Linked DNA regions of Homo sapiens: region 1 is linked to region 2. A link is a loop called in an ENCODE intact Hi-C map of the cell type or tissue named here. Cell type or tissue: endothelial cell of umbilical vein. All regions are shown on one strand. Each heading gives the region's core, and the rest is flanking DNA. Links, peaks and the distances in the headings are about the cores only.

Region 1 (7,903 bases), core at 1,917-4,416, 270 kb after region 2:
CTTACCGCAGTCTCCGCCTCCTGGGTTCAAGTGATTCTCCTGCCTCAGCCTCCCGAGTAGCTGGGACTACAGGCATGTGTCACCATGTCCAGATAATTTTTGTATTTTTAGTAGAGACGGGGTTTCACCATGTTGGCCAGGATGGTCTTGATCTCTTGACCTCGTGATCCACCCACCTTAGCCACCCAAAGTGCTGGGATTACAGGTGTGAGCCACCACACCCGGCCTAATTTTTGTGTTTTTAGTAGAGATAGGGTTTCTCCATGTTGGCCAGGCTGGTCTCAAACTCCTGACCTCAGGTGATCCACCTGCCTTGGCCTCCCAAAGTGCTGAGATTACAGGCGTGAACCACTGCGCCCGGCCTGTGTGTTTATTTATTCCATTATTTAACTTGTGAAGGTTTATTGGACACTTACCATGGGCTAGGACTGTGCTGAGCTTTTTACATGTATTAATTCATTTAATCTGCTTGGTAGTCCTAAGTGATTGTATTGTTTACATCTTTATTTTATGTATGAGAACACAGAGTCTTAGAGAAGGGAGGTAGTCTGCTCAAGTTCACACAGCTGGGAAATGATAGAGCCAGGATAGGAGGCCAGAGAGCTCTAGCTCCATGAACTCATTTGGAGGGGAAGGCAGTTGTTCTGGTAGATTTTTGTTTATTTGTTTGTTTTGTTTTTGAGATGGAGTCTTGTTCCGTTGCCCAGGCTGGAGTGCAGTGGCATGATCTCTGCTCACTGCAACCTCCGTCTCCTGGGTTCAAGAGATTCTCATGCCTCAGCCTCCTGAATAGCTCGAATTACAGGCGCCTGCCACCACGACCAGCTAATTTTTGTGTTTTTAGTAGAGACAGGGTTTCACCATGTTGGCCAGTCTGGTCTTGAACTCCTGACCTCAAGTGATCCCGCCTGCCTTGGCCTCTCAAAGTGCTGGGATTACAGGTGTGAGCTATCACTCCTGGCCGTTCTGGTAGGCTTTTGAAGTCGGAAGAATAGAGACTGTGTGGAAATCTTCAGGAATGCATATTTGCTTCTCCATACAGAGCAGAACAGTCAGGTAATACAAGTCCAAAAGGAATTAGCTGATTTCTGCCAGTGACTGGAACAAGGAATAGAAATTTTCCTATAGCCAAGCAAAAGCAGAAACATAGACCTTCTGCTTCTTTTTGTGATGACAGCAACTGCACACTCATCCCGAGTGATTGGCGTAAGTAAGTGATCCCTGTTCCGAGTGAGGGCTCGAAAAATACTTTCAGTGGGCCAGGCGCGGTGGCTCACGCATGTAATCCCAGTACTTTGGGAGGCTGAGGCAGGCGGATCACCTGAGGTCGGGAGTTTGAGACCAGCCTGACCAACATGGAGAAACCCTGTCTCTACTTAAAATACAAAAATTAGCCAGGCGTGATGGTGCATGCCTGTGATCCCATATTCGGGAGGCTGAGGCAGGAGAATCGCTTGAACCCAGGAGGCGGAGTTTGCAGTGAGCTGAGATTGTGCCATTACATTCCAGTCTGGGCAACAAGAGCGAAACTCTGTCTCAAAAAAAAAAAAAAAAAAAGAAAAGAAAAATAGTTTCAGTGAAATTTTGTGTTTCCAGGGAGCATCCGTGTGGAATGCCAAGGCCACACTGAATTTCATCAGTTATTTTTTTGGAGTTTCGTCTATTTCTGGTAAACTCTAGCTTCCATGAAGCAATATTGAGGGAAAGTGTATTTGCTTTGGAATCCATATGCAGTTTGTAAATCTTGCTTGTAATCTGCTGAGCTGCTGAGCTGATGCTTCTATCTGCCTTGTAGATGGAAGTGACACGCAGCTGTCTAGTCACAGCTTTGGGCTTTTGGACTCTTCACATCTTCCTTACCCATTAAACTTGAAACTGTTTCTTTCAAGTTTAATGATAACAATTTTAAGAAACTATTTTGGAAATTGACTCTCCTAGTAGTGTGAGACTTTAAAAGGTAATGGATGGTTTACATTTAAACCAGCTTTTGAAGGCTGTGATTTAGTTAAGGTGGTGCTACTTGGCAGCTGCTAATATTTTTTATTCCTATGGAATACGTATTCTGTAGTTTAAAAAGAAAGTGGCTAGCATGGTTAGATCAGCAGAAATATTCTTTGTTGTAAAGTATGTAGCCTGGAAGTTATCAAGGGATGGATACATAGGTTAGAATTACTTTTTTTTTGGACCCAGGGTCTTGCTTTTTTGCCTAGGCCGGAGTGCAGTGATGCAATCACAGCTCACTATACCCCGGACCTCCTGGGCTCAAGAGATTCTCCCCCGTTCGGCCTTTTGAGTAGCTGGGACTACAGATGTGTGCCACCATGCCCATCTGATTTTTTCTTTTTTTTTTCCTTTTTTTTTTTGTAGAGATGGGTCTCCCTGTGTTGCCCTGGCTGGTCTTGAGCTTCTGGGTTCCAGTGATCCTCTCCTCCCCTCTCAGCCTCCCAAAGTGCTGGGAATACAGGCATGACCCACCATGTCCTGCTAGAGTTACTGGTTTGCATAGAATGGTAGTTCTCAACTGGAGGCACTTTTGCCTCACCGGGGATATTTAGAAGTATCAGGAGACATTTCTGGTTGTTAACACTGATGGGAGGTGACTACTGGTGTCTAGTGGGTAGAAGCTGAGGATGCTGCTAAACATCCTCAATTGCAGAGGGCAGCCCCCACAATGAAGATTGATCCAGTCTAATAGGTCAATAGTGTTAAGGGTAAGAAAACCTGATATAAAAGATTGACTTACAAGAATCTTCCCTCTTGTATTTTATTTTAATATGCTGCATTTTCTAAATAAAATCATTATTCCTAAAGTAATTTCCATAGTGTACTCTTCGGGGTGTGTGTGAATGATGCATTAATCTGATTTTTATTAATTTTAATACCGGCATTATATTTAGTACAACTTGGTTATATTAAATATCTAGATCTATAGTTATATGTTTGTTTTATTTATTCCAACATTGATTTCTGCAGCATTGGTTAATAGTTGGGATATTAAGCCATTTTTATTTCTAGGCCTTCTCAACTTTGAGTTTCCACTGATCCTAAGAAGCGAAGGAACAGACAATACGGACCTGATTTGTATATTTCTGAGATGAAAGAAAGATTGAAGGGGCTGACGTTAGCAATCTACACTATATTCTTTGGACCTCTTCGTGTCATCTAATTATTTTAGTTAATTACCAACATTTTTGTTACCAACCCTGATAATGCAAGAGGCAGCCTCTTTGAATGGGGTACGTGAACCTTTACCAGTGAATTCATATCTTTTTTCTTTTCCGTTTCTCCCAATTTTGATGAGTAAGTGTGTGGTTTTTCTTCTTAATTTTCATCAAGCCTATTGTTTTCTTGCCAGCCACAGTGATGAATCACTCTAAAAGCTTGGTGAGGGCAGTTGAATCAGCAGGCAAAACTTTTTTATTTGCTGAAAATAAATGGAAGGCTGCTTATAGGTTCACACCCTTGCTGCTCTCATCAAATCTTCAGGCAGGAGGGAAATGAAATTGGATCATCTTAAACTTCCTGGATTTAATCTGTGATTTAGGAGTGAGTTCTTTCCATGCTTCTCCTCTCCTCTTTTCCCTTCCTAGCAAGAGGAGAAAAAAAGCAAGTAATTTAATGTAATCTGATTTTTTTTTTTTTTTTTTTTTTTACTTCATGGCTTTTTGACATTGGAAGAGAAATGAGCCATCTTTCTAGAGGAGCTTTAGTGTCATGTGTGCTTTTCTTATTGATTGGGAATAACTTAAAAAGACTCCTCAGAACTCCGAATGGGATATTTAATTTGTTAGAACACGAGTCTGCACCACTATCTGTTGACGGTGAAATGAATTTACTAAGTGGATAATTTGCTGAGCATTAGCTGACCCTGACGTGGCGGAACGAAGGTCTCTGGAGATGGTTCATGGTGGAAATCTGGGCTTGATGGGTCGGTAATGAGACTTCAGCGATGACATCTTTACCAAGGCTGAGGCTTAACACTCGGGACCAAGCGATTCAACTGGTAAGCGACATGCTTTGAATATTTACTCACCAGCTCTGTTAATTCAGATTCAGGATAAGAAATGTATGGTGAGTGATTTTTTTTTTTTTTTTCTTTTTGACGTAGAGTCTCGCTCTGTCGCCCAGGCTGGAGTGCAGTGGCGCAATTTCAGCTCACTGCAACCTCTGCCTCCTGGGTTCAAGCAATTCTCGTGCCTCAGCCTCCTGAGTAGCTGGGACTACAGGTGCATGCCACCACACCCGGCTAATTTTTTATATTTTTATTGGAGACTGGGTTTTGCCATGTTGGCCAGGCTGGTCTCGAACTCCTGACCTTAGGTGATCCGCCCGCCTTGGCCTACCAAAGTGCTGGGATTGTAGGCGTGAGCCACTGCGCCCAGCCAATGGTGAGTGATTTCTTTGCATCAGAGATGACTGCTTGTTGAAGACCACTGTTGATGGAATTCAGCGTGCCTTCACCTCTGCCACTTGACCTCTGATTGGCCTGCCATTGCTGTGGTTGTACTGGTAGCTAGGAGGGTTCCCATCCCCTGCCATTACTGAGACCATGATGCTGTGGAGGGGGATGCGGAGGACACCAAGGAAGTACGACTGATTGACTGATGCACCTTGGAGGGTCCCTCAGATTTATCTATAAACCCTTAAAAATAACGATAATCATAGAGGACATCTGTGAGGAACTTATTTGGTGCCATTTGCTGTGCTGAGCCATTTATATACAGATATCCTGGATCTCATTGAATCCTCTGCATCTTAGGAACTGTTGTTAATCTCATGTAGAGATGAACTACCTATGGCTTGGAACCCAGTTGTGTTCCCTGGTGGGACTCTGACTTCAGAAAGTACTCTTTTTGTCTTGCACTATATACCTTAGTTCAGTGTAAAGGGCCTGGTTGTTGGATTTTATTTGTGTGATCAATATTATTTTGCAGTTGGCCATTAGCGATCATCTATTCTCACCTCTTCATTTTGTAGACAGAATCTTCACCCCAAGATGTAAGTCCCTTGCCCAGCTTTGAAGAGCTTGTTCATGAATCCAGAGCCTTTTTCTTTGCTGCTGGTGACTTTGGCATTTCTGGGAAATTTCCGTTTATTTAAGGTTATACTTTTAATCTTGTGATGTATGTATATTACAATATTAATTTCTAATCAGCTGCGAAAGTTCCACCCTTGCAAAGTCCCACAGCCAGATGGGATCCCAAGTTTCTTGGCTCCCCCAGAGCTTGTGTGTTCATTTCTTCTCTTACAAGTTGATGTCTCAAGAGCTTATCACTGCTCTCACGGCCAGGTGGCTTGCCGGTTCCAAGGACTGGCAGTGACCTTATAAAATATTTGGACTTTTTCTAGTGCGATACGATCCCATACTAGGCAGTGATTAAATCTCAAGGTTATTTTCATGTCTGGGGTACCCAGTGGAAGGCATGTTTTGTCTAGGACTCCCTTAAATGTAGGAAAGACATATCTGGGGCTAGAAAAATTAGTATTTACAAATAGGCAAAACAAAAGTAGTAGACTCAGCAGAAAGAACAGGTCTGCAGAATTAACAGTGGCATAGGTGGGCCACGTAGGTTCTGTCAGATATCACTGATCCCAGTGAGGTCATGGGGCATATTGATCTGTTCTGCTGACCGCTATCTGATACTGATAACGCATGTTAGGTTCTTATAAGAATGGGCTTGCAGGCTTCTTAGTGTATTCCAGCAGAAGCTCCTGAAGGTCCTTGGGAAGTTTGTCACAGGCAGGAATCATGTGGAATGGCAGCGAAGGAAGGCGGCATGGCCAGCTGTTGGGATCGGCAGAGCTGGCTCTGGCAGTGGGCACTCAGCCAAGCCGCCCGCACTTCCTATAAAACACCCTGGTCTCTACCCAGCTTCCCGTAGGTACTGTAGGAAGAAATGCCACCTTGAACCCTTGGCCCAGCTTGCAGTACCATGCTGGAACATTAAGGTCTTTATCATTTGGTCAGGATCGGACAGACTTGCTCATGTTCCTTTGCTTTTCCTGCCCCACCACTGAAGTTGGTATCTTCAGGTGTGTTTCCAGGGAGGAGCCCAGGTTAGCTGTGTTGTATTGTTTCTTGTCTTAACTGAAATCCCATAAAAGGGGCTGAGTGTAGTATCCCACGTGATCCAGGTCATTCCTCCTCCTGGTGCCTCTTGGCTCCCTCTCCTTCTTGTCTTTTTGTCTCGAGCAACTGTATCCTAACCTCCTCCCTCTCTTGCCACATGGTGGTCTAGTCTTTGCCTGGCCTGTTGTTCTTGGAGCTCAGAATTTTGCTGGCCTTATTTCTGAACTTCAGCTCATACTTACGTATCCTGGTTCTCACTTGTCTCTCTTGTTCTGACTCAAGATGTTGCAGGCTCCTAGCCACACCCAAACCCCACATTGCACACCTACGCTTGCTTTGTCCACTGCCTGGGGTTGGCTGTGTTTCTGTAAGCAGGCAGGTCAGTAGCCTGTCTTCCACTGCCAGCCTTCCCTGGCACTCTGGGCACTGGCCACCTCCACAGTGGCAGATGCAGTTTTGCAAAAGTGACTTCATTCACAAACTTGAGAAGAAGGAAATTCTGCGATACCAGGGTGAAAACCAAAATTAATCATTCAGTCTTGAGCTTTAGACAGCCATACACGTATATACAAGGAGAAGCAGAAGATTGTAGTTTGAAATGTTCATATGCAATTCATACCCTAAAGGCTTGGATTCCTTCTAGCATTACCAACTATGCATCTCTGTGCTTTATTGCTAGAGGAGACTTGACTATTACTCAAGATTTGATTTTTTAAAATGACCTGACAGGAGTGTTAAGAGAATTTTGGCAGTGGCTTGTATCTTTGTCTTTGAGTTTTTAGCACCTTTAAATGCCAAGCATGATTTTTTTTTCCTCTATAACCTAATCTTGGAAGTGAGAAAAGAGTTTGTTTTATAACTGGGGAGAAAGAAATGGTTTATTTTTGTGTTTGATGTCAGTCACAAAAGAAGGGAGGCACTGAGAGAAATGTAAGCTCCTTTTTTGGTGAACTTTACTAAAACCAAAGGGAAGATAGAATTGGCTTTTTTTTTTTTTTTGGGAATAAACAATATCCTTGCGTTCTGGTGTTCAATTGGCAGGTGGCCAGAAAGCATGCCTGTAGCTTAGGAATCATCCCAAACTAAGAGAAAAAGCCTGACTTGCTGGAGGCTGAAATTCAATCTTGGAGGTACCATGGTGTGTGTGTGTGTGTGTGTGTGTGTGTGTGTGTGTGTGTGTGTGTGCAGGGTGGTAGGTGAAGGAAGTCTGGAAGTTGTACCCTTGGCAGCTATAAACAGAATACTCAACCCACTTGGGTGGCTGAAATACAGACTGTTTAAAAGGGTTTTAGTCTGCCATTTGGTCAGAATTAAGGTATGATTCAATATATTATATCCAACGCTGGCCTAAAAACATACTCATTTTTCTTTTGATTAGAGCCAGGTTTAATTAAAATCACTGCTTGACAAGCCCATTAAATAACTGAAACTTCCCTTCCAAAGCTTACCCTGAATGGAGGCATTATGTACCAAATAATGCATTTTTCAAAACCAGTATTGAGACCCAGACTATGTAAGGCACGGTGTACAAAGGCTACAAATATGGGGCCTCAGGTAAGGAAAGTGCGTGCACTGAGTTAGGTCGTGTGCCATAGGGAGTGGTGGGGACTGTGGCTCACCGGAGCTCACTGACCTGGAAGAATTAGGGCTCAGTGTTGCCAGGCCTTCTAGTTGTTAAAGAGAGATCAGAAACCTAGATTTCTGTGAAATGTTGCAATTTGCAAAATGTTGACAAGTAACATAAAATGTTTTGGTTTTTACCTAGTGGGCCGAACAAAACTTGGCTGTGGCTTAAAGTCTTTAGATCAGGGTGTCCAATCTTTTGGCTTCCCT
Region 2 (7,903 bases), core at 1,998-4,497:
TCCTTTGTGTCATCAAGGCTGATTATCAACTTTGTAATATAAGGAAATTCAAACCAAGTCATGTTAGACCCGTTCTGGCTCTAAATGGCTATCTAAGGGTCTATAAATTTCCTCTGTGAGAGTGAGCATTCCTGAGCATTAGAATGCAATGTCTAGGGAGGCTTTGGAATCCTTCCTCTGAGGTTCTGAACATACGGGCACATTCCCATCTGTCTGGAATAATCATGTACTGTTCTGCACAAAATTAGGAGGATTAACCAGCAGACCCCTTGGGTCCTGTGGTTCCCAAGAGCCTCTCAGCTCTGACCTTCTCACGTGTTCTCTACCACAAACCGAGGCCAGCAGGGAACGAGTTCTGTAACTCAAGAGGGCAAAAGCTCTCCTAAAGCAACAATGTAGTCCTGAGTCCTGATTTCAAAGAAATAACTTAGTGGAGGCACTCTCCAAGTCACACCAGAGAACGTCAAAGTTCAGGGACAAAGTTCTCATATCAGTCCCCAAATGCCAGTCCACAGACAACTGCCAGTTCACAAGAAACTATTCTTTGCTTCGTGGTGAAATGAAAGAAAAGTAAGGACAGATGTGCGTGTGTATGTGTATATACATGCATATTCACATTATACCTTTTACATAAAATATTTTCTCCTGGGAAGAAATGTCCTTGCTTTTAAAATTATGTCTTGTCTTTTGTGTTAAAGCATTCTTTCTTTTATGAACCAGTGATGGTAGGTGATGGTAGCTGATGGTAGCTGTTTCATTATTCCTTTTTTTTTTTTTTTTCAGACGGAGTCTTGCTCCATCGCCCAGGCTGGAGTGCAGTGGCGCAATCCCGGCTCATTGCAACCTCTGCCTCCTGGGTTCAAGCGATTCTCCTGCCTCAGCCTCCTGAATAGCTGGAATTACAGCTGTGCACCACCACGCCCAGCTAATTTTTGTACTTTTAGTAGAGGCGGGGTTTTGGCATGTTGGCCAGGCTAGTCTCAAACTACTGACCTCAGGTGATCCACCCGCCTCGGCCTCCCAAAGTGCCAGGATTACAGGCATGAGCCACTGCACCCAGCCCGTTAGTAGTTTATTTTTAACGCTATTACAGGGAAAAAAGTTTGTTGTTTTTTAAATTGGGCATCTTTCTTTAATCCCCCATTAAAAGCTTTCTTTATTCCTTGGCTTCTTTGTAAAATCTCGAAGTCTGGGAATCTCTGTCATAGCTTTACAGTCACTTTCAAGGAGCTTTCAGAACCCTCCAAAGCTGGGCCCCACGTAAGACAATCCTGGCTCGAATCACTTGACTTTGCCACCCTGCAGACTCCTGAAGCTACAACACCAGGAAGTGAGGTGAGGACTTTCACCTGAACCCCAATTACATCCACAGTGAGAGGGAACATGCGGGCGGCTGGAGAGCCTATCTTCTCTGAATCATCTGGGGATAAAGTCACAGGCAGGAAAGCAACAAGCAGGTGGCCTTTATCTGGGGATTGGCCATTCCTCCCCACATACTTGCCACAAGCCCTCTAGAATGGAATAGATGTCAAACTCTTGCTGAATGAGTTCATATTCCTACCCTGCTTTTAAATGTTTAAGTCATAATCATCTTAGTTTTAAAGCCTCATTATTGCGGTATTTTTAGCATTCTAGTTTTCCAGATACATATATCATGTTACCAACCACAGTTTAAAAGCTCTTATGGCAACTTACTCATGCGCGCATTTTATTCTCTTTAAATTCTCTCCTAAGATGAGGAAAAGGGGGGTGTAGAAAATTTCCTCTGAACAATCAGAGGATTGTACATAGACACAATTTGGTCATGTATTGAAGTGAACCTTAGCTGGGGAAAAATTAAAACCTAACAAGAAACAAAAGAGGAACCTACTGTAGAAAACAATGAGTTTGTTCAAATGCATTCTTAACATTTCTGTGAGTACTAATCAACCATGAGAAACTTGTATAGCATAAAAGTGTCCACTAGGAGGCACTGCAGTCAAAGCACACAGAAATAGACCCAAAACCCTTAATTTATGTAAACTCACGTGTTTTTATTAATATTGTCAATAGTGAACTGTTTTTGCAAAATGAGAGGTCACTATTTTTCAGACCTGATTAGGAAAAATTGCACAAGGCACTTCTTGCTGAAGAAAAAAAATCCATTTTCTGGCAGCAGGAGTTAGCTGACTCGTGGCAATCCAGAGTTGGCCTCTTACTAAGGTCAATATGCATGTGCTCAGGAAACTTGAACCCACACAAGAATGTGAACCAAGACGGTCAGGCCAGAGATAACATGCGGGTCTTGTAAATGTCAAACTTTGCTTCCTCTGCTCAGCTGAAAACATCCTCTTCTCTTTCCCTTATCCTCCTCCCACCCTACCACTCCTGATGATATCCATAAACAAAAAAATTTTAATGACTCGTAGAAGCTTTAAAATAGGAGGACATTTAATTTCATAACGCATCTGCGGTCACAAGCTGACTGCAGCTGAGTGAAGATACAACCTTTAGCAGTGCTCCCTGACTACAGGTCAAGTGGATGCTCTCCTTGTGACTGTAGCAGATGGAGGAGGAAAGGTAAAGGTGAATGCAAGAGGCTAGAAACATACATTGTGATCCCTTTTTTAAAGCCTTTGATTTTTTAAGATTAAACTAACCCATTTTTTTAAGTATATGATTTGTTCATTAAACTACAAATACATGTCTTGGATTGCAAGCTGAAGAGCAACTGAGAGCTAGGAGAGGCATGATAAGACCCAGGAAAGAAACTACAGCAAGGCGCCCTCATGTCGCTTAGAATACAATGCAGGTCCCTGTAGCTCCTGCTCCCTGAGCCTCCTGGCACGCCTGTTAAACAACCACTGCCTTATTCACGCAGAGAACTTGCCATGCTGGGGTCGCCCAGGGAAAGTGAAGTTTTGGTCAGTGTTTTGGGTTGAATTGTATGTCTTCTCCGAAAAAATATGTTGAAGTCCTAACCCCTCTTTACATGCCAATGTGACATTATTGGAAGGAGGGTCTTTGCAGTTGTCCTCAAGTTAAACTTCGGCCACTAGGTGGCGCTCATCCAATGTGACTGCTGTCTTTATAAGGAGAGGAGATTTGAACACTGAGATGCAGAGACAGAACGCGGTGGGACGACAGAGGGAGAGAGGGGGGTGATGCGTCCACTAGCCAAGGAACACCAAGGACTGTTAGCAGCTGGGAGAGATGGAAGGAGCTCCGGAAGAAACCAGGCCTGCCCACACCTTGATTTCAGACTCCTGTTCTCCAGAATTGGAGAAAATAGATCTCTTGTTTTAGGTCACCCAGTTTGTAGTCCTTCATTATGGCAGCCCTAGGAAACTCATGACCAAATCTGGAAAAAGTAGGCCGGGCACGGAGGTTCACGCCTGTAATCCCAGCACTTTGGAAGGCCAAGGTGGGTGGATCACCTGAGGTCAGGAGTTCGAGACCAGCCTGGGCAACATGGCAAAACCCCGTCTCTACTAAAAATACAGAAATTAGCTGGGTGTGGTGGCGGGCGCCTGTAATCCCAGCTACTCAGAGCCTGAGACAGGAGAATCACTTGAACCCAGGAGACGGAGGTGGCAGTGAGCCAAGATCGTGCCACTGCACTCCAGCCTGCACAACAGAGCAAAACTCCATCTCAAAAAAAAAAAAAAAATGGAAAAAGTAGAATGGAATTCTGGGAATGATAATCAAGAGAGGTTCAACTGCTGAAGCACGAAGTTTTAAGGCTTTTTTTTTCTGTGTCTTCTCCTTTTCTTCCCTATTTTCCGGTCTACTCAACCCCGATATTCCAATTTCTCAATATGAAATATTATTTTTAGTTATCTTTAAACGCACAGCTGTTGGTGATTTCTGGAGACATGCCCATTTTTTCCAGTCCATTTTGTAGATCTCCTCAAATACCTAAAAACTTCACAGTCCAGTTGGCATTTTTAAAGCACTTTGCTCCTTTGAGTTGCTCAAATTATTTGACATAAATGTTCCCTTATTCATGTCAGTTTAAAGGAAAAGATAAGTACAGATCTTATTTTAAACCTCAGGAAATATACAGCAAAGTTAAGCATCTTATAGTAAATCACGTTGCCTTTCAGCGAGTGAGCAGAGCCTGGTGGACGGACTCCCAACTGCCTGTATAGTCTTTTTAAAGTATTATACAATTATATTTTATTCTTTATTACCCACCTACAAGACAAGAATGAATAAATCCTCCAAAATGGTGGTCACTCAAGAGTTGCCTTTTGGGGACCTTTCTCTTTTTTTTGATAGAAATGCCTCTGATATTTTGAGAATTCATAAAATCTCAAACAAAATGGAGCGAGTACCTTGTCATGTTCTAATTCTCCAGTAACCACAAGAATCTTCCTTCCTCTCCATTCCATTCTGAGAAAGAGCCACTTCACCTCTCAGAATGATGGGAAAGATAAGGCACAAGCCAAGCCAAATCTTCTCCCCCAAATTCCCTGGCTCTACACGTCCCTGGGACAGGAAGGTCTCAGCTCGCTGACTTGGGCATCCTCTGTGTGCCACAGGTGGGGGATCACCATAGAGAGCCCTCGGTCGGACTCCCTCTGCCCCTGGCATTCTGCCTCCCAAAGTTAAGTGTCATCTTAAAGATGGAGCCACACCAGGGAAAATTCCCTTATCCTTGCTGTGTTTCAGCAGAAGTGAAACAGACTGGAATTTCCAAAGCTACTAAAGAAAGGAGAAAGGGAAATCAAAGAACATCAAGAAAATTTAACAAGCCTAAAACTCAGAAGCACAGAAACATGGCTGAGCGTGTCCACCGCTCACAGGCCCTGTGCCACCCCTCCTCCAAGCTCACGGGCTTGGTTCACATGATCAAGACCACCCTGTGGCTTCCTTGCTTCCCAGCTACAGAGTCATGGCCACTGAAAAGTGCCACCTCACCTCCCTGCCAAGTCTGTGTCCTAGACAACTAACTCCCTGGATCAGGGGCATTACTGAACTAAGACCAAATCTCCAGATGAGAGAGAGATTATCAGATTCTTCACATGCGATCCAGCTTGTGGGAATGCGGGTGGGGTATAGGAAGTGGTTCAGCCCCATATGGATCCTTATAATGGAAGAATTATGAAAAATATAACCACAGAATAAACATGACAGTCACACAAGATGAGTCAGGTACACACCACAAACTGTGTAGGTCTCAGTGAAAGTAGACTATCTGGCTGAGGTTGGAGGGTCCTAGGCTAGTGCTACGGGGAGACAAGGACATGGTAGACAGGAAGGAGGTGACCCAGGCAGGGAGAAGGAGCAGATAGATTAGGAGGTTGTTGCCAGAAAGTGGGGCAGGCCTGTGGTAGAAATGCATGCCCCAGAGTTAAGGAAGCTGGGAACTGTCAGGAGCAGGTTGTGTGGTGCCAAAGAACACTGACATTTTTCAAATGGTGGGGGATTTGAAAAGGCAAGTGAGCAGCCCAAATGTGATCATAGTTAACGTCGACTGAGTTACACCAGAAATGTGCTAGACACTTCATATGGATCTTCTCATGTAATCCTCACAACAACCCCATGCTATAGAAGTACTGCCGTCCACATTTTATAGAAGAGTTAACAAGCCTTCAAAAAAGTAACTTGACCAAAGTCTCACAGACTAGTGAGTACAAAACCGAAATTAGAACCCACATCATTGGATATTGAAGCCGGAGCACTTAACGCTATATATGCGCACACACACGAGCACACGTGCACGCACACGTGCACACACACACATACACACACACACATCTTAAATATCAAGGACTCTACAGAGCAGGGGTATTTTCCAAAAGGAGGAAGAGTCATAGATTGCAAGTGATCATGGAGTATTGGCGTAAATGGGTCCCCAACCCAGTAGATGAAATGTGAAAAGGGGGAAGCCGGGATACTCTGGAGAGAGCAGAACTTCAGCTAGGGTGCGCATTCTCTGAGACTGAGGACACAGAAGGAAGTATCCACTGAAGAACAGGAATCCCAGACAGCCCAATGGAAAGGGTTGCCATGAGAGTAAAAGAGGAGTCAGGAGTCCATGGGAAAGCCCCACAGAGCAGCAGGGAGCAAGGGCATGCAAAGGAGACAGATTACCAGCCTGGCCAGAGCTTGGGTGATCCTTGGAGATGACAGGATGGTAGGGCAGATGGGACAGACTCCAGGGGGCCGCAAGTGTGCTGCTGTTTCCCCGTCCTCTGAGCTGCCAGGGCCTGGAGCACTCAGCCTGTGGTCAGTTGGTCGCCGGCCCTGGTGGAAGGGGAATCTTTGGGGCCACAGATAGTGGAGGAGGAAGGAGCTCTGCCTGGCCCCCTGGCAGCTGGGAGCTGGGAGCTGCCAGACCTTGAAGGAGAATTAGTTGGTCTAGGAAGCTTACCCTGGCATGACTAGGGAGGTAAAATAATCTGCCTAATGTACATTCCTCTTTTCCCCTGGAAAATCTGAAATAGAGAGCAGCCTGCTCTAAGCATGGTTGTACATTCTGCTTATTTGAAGAAGCCAGGCAAGGAGTTCCCCACAAGCAGCAAGACATGTAGGAACTGTAACGTGGAAGAACCTAAAACTATATTTTTGGTTCTCAGGTAAAGTAGGTCATGTATGGCAGCCATGTGACTAATGTCAGAATCACTGCTTTCTGCCTATTTTTCTAGTCCTCCAACCGTTTATTTATATTTGGAAACTATCTCAACCAGCCACTAACTGTATGTCATGGGCTTTCTCAACCGTCTTGTACACCAGCCATCTCTGACTCCTGCCAGCAGGGATCATGTTGAAACAGTTTGGGAGTGTGGTTTTTAGGTTCCAGCAAAATACTTCTTAAAAAAAAAAAAAAGCCTCCTAGGAAAATGAGTTTGAACTGTATGTAATTTCTGCTTCTGTTGAGTTTTCTGCAATGGTTCTTTCAAGCTAAGAACAGCCCAATACTCAAGCGAGGATCATTTCTCTTGGCCACTGATCCATTTTTCCTTTTTTATTATGGAAAGTTTCAAACATGCAAAAATATAGAGAAAAGAACAATGATGACCTGTACACCCCTCACCTTGCCGCAACATTCGACAATTGTCAACTCATTTTGGCCACCATATTCAGTGGATGATGAAGGAAGGAAGGAAAGGAAGAAAGGAGAGAGGGAGGGAAAGAGGGGAAAGAAAGGAAGGGAAGACAAAAATAAAAGAAGAAAAGAGAAAAGAAAAGAAAAGGGCTAGGCCTGGTGGCTCCTATGTATAATCCCAGAGCTTTGGGAGGCCAAGGCTGGAGGATTGCTTAAGACCAGGAGTTTGAGACCCACCTGGGCAACATAGTGAGATCCTATCTTTATAAAAATTTTTTATGTTAGCCAGGCTTGCTGGAAGGTGTCTGCATTCCCAGGAAGCTGAGGCAGAAGGATCACTTGAGCTCAGTAGTTCAAGGCTACAGTGAGCCATGATTGTGCCACTGCACTCCAGCCTGTGCAACAGAGCAAGACCCCACCTTTAAAAAAATAAATAAAAAGAAGAAAGAAAAGAAGAATAAGTTAAAATGTGTTGCACAAGATTTGGAGCATGTTCCTCCATATTTCCTCTTACTTTGGAACTCAAGTTAAAACAGTTCTCAGTACAAATTACATACAATTGGTTTTATGAAATTCTTCCTAGATTCAAAATTTCAATTAGATTTCAGGGAAATCACTAGAAGCCTAGTTAAAAAGGAGTCTGTCTCATTGCAACTTACTATTATGAATGTGACTGTAAAACAAAACTGATTATTGATGCCAAGCTCACATTTTACTTGTTGGGGATTTTAACCACATGGCAGCAACTTCCAGTAAGAAGCTTAAAAATTTCCCAGCTAAAGAAATGCTGGTGGTGGCAGGAGTGGTGGGAGACGGGGGAGGGGTGGTGGAAATAACATTTGATTTCTGAAAACTCCAGACAAGCCATGG

What was found. Peaks named below come from ENCODE experiments on the same cell type or tissue, not always from the same donor. Only the 100,000 strongest peaks of a DNase experiment are listed, where the experiment ranks them.
Region 1: a loop joins it to region 2, with 4 times the contacts of the local background. A loop is called at or near these places in 3 of 110 quality-filtered maps.

Annotation. Positions count from the first base shown.
Region 1 is chr5:16,912,155-16,920,057 of GRCh38, reverse strand. The region is part of intron 1 of MYO10 (myosin X); the gene reads left to right. Among named protein-coding and RNA genes, the nearest start is that of MYO10, 20 kb to the left of the region's middle. In endothelial cell of umbilical vein, for the core only: no CTCF peak of the experiment used is centred there; a DNase peak (open chromatin) is centred at 3,357; H3K27ac peaks cover 1,395 bases.
Region 2 is chr5:17,184,735-17,192,637 of GRCh38, reverse strand. The region is part of intron 1 of BASP1-AS1 (BASP1 antisense RNA 1); the gene reads left to right. Among named protein-coding and RNA genes, the nearest start is that of BASP1-AS1, 29 kb to the left of the region's middle. RefSeq lists a silencer at 2,064-2,358. In endothelial cell of umbilical vein, for the core only: CTCF peaks have their summits at 2,828 and 3,029 (motif pointing right); DNase peaks (open chromatin) are centred at 2,137, 3,037 and 3,847; H3K27ac peaks cover 301 bases.